Linked DNA regions of Mus musculus: region 2 is linked to region 1. Evidence: chromatin loops called from intact Hi-C (ENCODE). Cell type or tissue: left cerebral cortex. All regions are shown on one strand. Region 1 overlaps Ext1 (exostosin glycosyltransferase 1). Region 2 has its middle 86 kb from the start of Gm41323.

Region 1 (2,500 bases):
AAAACAAATGTTGGCTTGCGCTTAAGGTGGAGGTTTCCGAAGTATCTTTTAATAGCATGGTGTGGGGAACAGAGAACAAGAAGAACATTTCGTGTTGCTGAGTGGTGTGGCATTAAGGGAGAAGCAGATGTATCAGGAATGCTTCTTAGTCTATGGCAGCAAACTGTTTCGTCAAGCGGGGGGGAGGAGGGAATCTGGCTAGTGCATGCATGCCTGCAACCAGCTACAGATCAACAGAGGCAGAAGTGAGTGGATCTCTGTAAGTTTGAGTCCATCCTGCTCTGCATACCAAGTTCTAGGCCAGCCAAGGGTGTGTAATGAGACTTTCTGTGCACCCCTCCCCCACCTGATTTAGGAAGCAGAGACTAGGCAAGACAAATGGTTATGAGAACCATTAGACCTGTCCCTTTGTTTTTGTTTTGTTTTGGGTTTTTTTGTTTTGTCTTGTTTTGGGGTTTTTTTTTTTTTTTTTTTTTGGTTTTTCGGGACAGGGTTTCTCTGTATAGCCCTGGCTGTCCTGGAGCTCACTTTGTAGACCAGGCTGGCCTCGAACTCAGAAATCCGCCTGCCTCTGCCTCCCGAGTGCTGGGATTAAAGGCGTGCGCCACCACACCCGGCTAGACCTGTCCCTTTGTAAACTGTTTGCAAAAGAGATCCTTATTGCTTCATACAGCATGATTGTTCCTGTTTGTCTTTCCCATGCAACAAGCTCTTGCCCCACTAAATGGGAAGGTGAGAGTAGCCCTTCCTCAAGGCTTAGTTATTTGGGGTAAATTGTTAAGGTAAATTGATGCTCTGCTCTGAACCTCCATCATCCGTTTTTCCTCCTGGATTTGCACTTGCTGATCAGACCTCTTATTGTTCTAGATATGATTATCGGGAAATGCTGCACAATGCCACTTTCTGTCTGGTTCCTCGTGGTCGCAGGCTTGGGTCCTTCAGATTCCTGGAGGCTTTGCAGGTAAGAGACTATGAAAATTTACCGCAGCAGGTTGAAGATTGGAGCCAAACTGGTTTCAAGCTTTTCATACTTGTCTAGAGTCAAAAAAAAAAAAAAAAAAAATAAGCCCAGCTTTTGCTAAGGAACTAAAAACACTTCCCAAGAAAATCTGAAATGGTTTTGAAGAGCCAGAATTGGGAGCAAGATTGACTCCCTGATTTTGGACATGAGAGCAGTTAGTAAGCGGTCTCACCACCGGGAAGACTGGATTCATCAGGAACATGTTTGCAGACAGAGGGCAGATGGGCAGATCCCATTGCTAACATTGGCTCTTGAGTTTGGAGATGGGGGTCTCTCCTTTTTTCCTGTCAGCCAATGTCAGGAGCACACCCAGCTTTGGGATTTTTTGGTTTGCAGCCTGTCTTCTTGAATGGCAAGAGAAATATGCCCTCTACCTACCTACCTACCTTCCTTCCTTCTTTCCTTCCTTCCTTTCTTCTTTCCTTCCTGCAATAATTTACAATTTGTCTGAATCTGTGTATTTGAGGGGTGTTTCATAGCGCCTTCATCCTGTCATTTGAACCGTAAGTCCTACCCTTTCCTCAGGCTGAAGAGCTCCTGTCTCTGGCAGAGCACTTCCGGTGCTTTGTGCGCTCTGAAAAGCGTACCTTCACTACTCACTAGCATTCTGGAAGCTTCATGGGTGCCATAGGGAGCAAATTGCTCTCTGGGTTGAATAAAGACTTCCTTGGCGACTACATTTCGTCTTCAGCCTGTTGACATCCTAGTGCAGACGGGAAACTAGTACAACTGCAGTTTGCACTACACACTGGAGGGAACAAGGTTTTGAGTTAGATGCTTATAGAAAAAGGAGAGCTAGATGTTACAACAGTTAAGTCCACAAAGCTCTACCTAGACAGATGGACCCCATCCTGTTCCCCACTGGCTCATGACATTGGGGGGAACCATGATGAGATGTATCTGAGGCACTTCCATTGACAAAATGGTGTATACTCAAGGTTTTTATGCTCAGATTTTTGTTGTTGTTGTTGTTGTGAAAGCTTTCTGCAGCAAGGCCATTCATCCCCATGGAAGTAAGGTCAGCCAAACCTATGTACTAGAATAGAAATGGGGTATTAGCATTCTAAGGCGAGACTTGAAAATCTTCAAGTCAGGTAGGGATGCTTGCAGTCCCATGTGACCTGGTAATTCTGAGTCACTTACTTGCTTTCTAGCCTGAGCAGTGTGGGGCCCGTGTGACATAAGCAATGCCAGTGATTGAATTTGTACTTACTCTTCTCCTGATTGGAATGGTATCCCTGCTGTCGGTATCCTCACACTCATGAAATCCTTCCTTTGCTCAGGCTGCCTGTGTCCCTGTAATGCTCAGCAACGGATGGGAGTTGCCATTCTCCGAAGTGATTAATTGGAACCAAGCTGCCGTCATAGGCGATGAGAGATTGCTATTACAGGTAAGGAAGGGGCTGTGGCCTTCGGCAGAAGAGCAGATTATTGCTGCCCCCATCCAAACTTTCAAAGAAGATGAATCCAAAAGGTCAG
Region 2 (2,500 bases), 87 kb after region 1:
CTGATGAAGCAAGGGCAGTCCCGAGGGCTGATCGGATGTACCTCCGGAGCTATGCATTTTCAGCCACAGCCATTCACAGTGTATGCGGATCCATGGGATGTGACAGGATGCCATATACGTGCAGCCAGTTCCAAAGGCTAGAAAGGGATTGCACAGAATACATGTTCTTCCTAATTACTGCAGTAGCCACACCGGTAGAGAATATGACTTTCAGATGAATGCTAGAGCTTTTTCAGTTCTTTCTATGAAAATCTTCTCTTTTCCCACTGGTTTGTATTTTCAGTCTGATCCAAGTGTTCATACAGACCCTCAGATTTTTTTTATGTTAAAGAGAACCTTAGCTATCAGCTCATCTCATTAGTTATTTCTTGACTAGTAAGTCTGAAGCCTAGAGAGATCTCATGAATTCTTCACGATCACGGAGTGAAGCGGGGATGGGATCAAGGCTGGAATCTTGGATCTAAGATCAAGTTTAGCCTATTTCCTAGTGTTTTGTACGAAAACTTAGTCTGCCCTTGGTTTGGTCAACCACCACTTATGAAATATACTTATTAGGTGCCTCATTTTTGCTCAAAGTGAGGCCACATCCACATTAGTAAGTTCATGGTGATCAGAAAAACAGGCATGCCCTTTCAAAACAGATTACAGTTCAGCAGAAACTGGTGTCCAGTAGTTATATAGGCTACCCCAGGTAGTTATTATCTACTGTGAGCCTGGCAGAGTGTTAGCAACCCTGGTTCAGTATGAGCCAGGATGATAAATTCAGAGAATGAGGACTCAAGACAAATATACAGTAGAAAGAGACCTGGCATTCATCATTGACCATAAGTTTAATACATTGTGGATGGAAAAGGAATGTGTTCTATGAAGCTGGGAAGTGGTTATTTTTGCTATGAATTAGTCAGATCTCATAATGTTATATTTGGCTCATAAAAACTGCAGAAGAATCAGAGGAAAAAAAAAGCAGTTTTAAAAATGACTGCCATATTCTTACGGGAACAAAATTAAAATGGAGTAAGATACTCAGGTCTGAACTCAGAAATCGAAAAGGTCTTAAAACTAGCTTAAATATCTGGGATGTTGACTGTTTTCTGTCTTCAGAGAAGAAACAACAAGAAAGAAAGAAAGAAAGAAAGAAAGAAAGAAAGAGAGAGAGAGAGAGAGAGAGAGAGAGAGAGAGAGAGAAATCAATTTGTAAATTATTTAAGGAACAGTATGAGAATGCCTGACCAGGAACCACTGCTCAGTCCTCAAGGTGGTCAACCTACATTCATGTGTAGAATGCGTCTACGGAGGAGGGAGCATTTTCTTTGTGTCCCCCCTACCTTCCACCAAAATTCTTGTCAGAACTGTTGAAATGAAGCGAGGGTTTTGTTGTTGCTGTTTTTCCCTCTAAGGTGGATGACAAGATTCATGACATCTCGAGAACATGCAGCCCTGAGTTACTGCTTTGTCACTGTGCACCTGCCCACTGGCACAGACTCGTAAGAGCAAGAGTTAGCCCATCAGTGCTCAGATCTCATGAACGCTGTCTGTGGGCATCTCTAACGAGGTTCTCCAGATTTCAGACAAAAGGGTCACTTGGTTTCCAGTAGGATCAGCACTACCTTAAATCTACTGAATAAAAAATGTATAGTCTATTATAACCACCTATGATTCCTATGTTATTTTTTAGGCTTCCAATGTGTCTTTTAGAAACAGGAGAACCCAGTAACATCCATGAAACTTGACTTTAAAGCCAGACTCTACCATACTCCGACTCTGTCACTGAGGCTAAGTGGAAACCAGTTTATTTACCTGTAAAATGTGTAAATGTGGCAGAATTTATCTCTTTGGAATTCAGAAAGGCCTTTCTTGGCTACTTTATTTCAAATGGATCTTTTCTATTATAGTCACCTTAGTACTTTATTGTTTGTCTTTTGTGTATGAATGTATTTATATTTGAGTCTGTATTGTTTGAATGTAAGTTCTACAAATGTGGGAGCCGTGTCTTTTGCATTTATTTCAGTATCTTTGAGACTGGAATAATGGGTGGCTTAACATTTGTTGATTACCCAAATTATCCAAGGAAAGTGCAAGATAGTGCAAGAGAAATACAATGCTTAAGTTGCAGAAAGGCTCACTGGATGATTTCTGTTGGCAGAATTGGTCATGGCATGTACAGGACAAAGTGCGGAACGAAAATGGGAGTCAAGAGTGGGAGAGAAAAGAGGATAGAGTTGGAGTGATAACCCAAAGTAAAGATGTATGAAGAAGCCACATTGACACCTATGACTTTATATGCTAATTAAAATTGTAATAAAAATGAATAGACATACCATACATGGGTTGGTAACACCAGTCTTAGAAGCTATGGGATATCGGGGTCATGAAAATCTCATTGTCAGCTATGGGACACCTCCACAGGAGTGGCTGGCCAGAAAGGATATTGTCTTTATTTGCCCACCAAAACTATATAGTAAAAGCCTGTTGCTGACCACATTTGGTTGTAGAACACAGA

What was found. A loop is a pair of places that touch in the nucleus more often than their neighbours do. Peaks named below come from ENCODE experiments on the same cell type or tissue, not always from the same donor. Only the 100,000 strongest peaks of a DNase experiment are listed, where the experiment ranks them.
Region 2: a loop joins it to region 1, with 5 times the contacts of the local background. A loop is called at or near these places in 3 of 42 quality-filtered maps.

What each region holds. Positions count from the first base shown.
Region 1 is chr15:53,105,939-53,108,438 of GRCm38, reverse strand. Ext1 (exostosin glycosyltransferase 1) reads left to right here. Exons shown (of 11, transcript NM_010162.2): 2 at 868-961; 3 at 2,305-2,412. Among named protein-coding and RNA genes, the nearest start is that of Gm41323, 170 kb to the right of the region's middle. In left cerebral cortex, no CTCF peak of the experiment used is centred here; DNase peaks (open chromatin) are centred at 82 and 1,010; H3K27ac peaks cover 1,280 bases.
Region 2 is chr15:53,018,796-53,021,295 of GRCm38, reverse strand. No RefSeq gene overlaps it. Among named protein-coding and RNA genes, the nearest start is that of Gm41323, 86 kb to the right of the region's middle. In left cerebral cortex, no CTCF peak of the experiment used is centred here; DNase peaks (open chromatin) are centred at 64, 762 and 1,424; H3K27ac peaks cover 897 bases.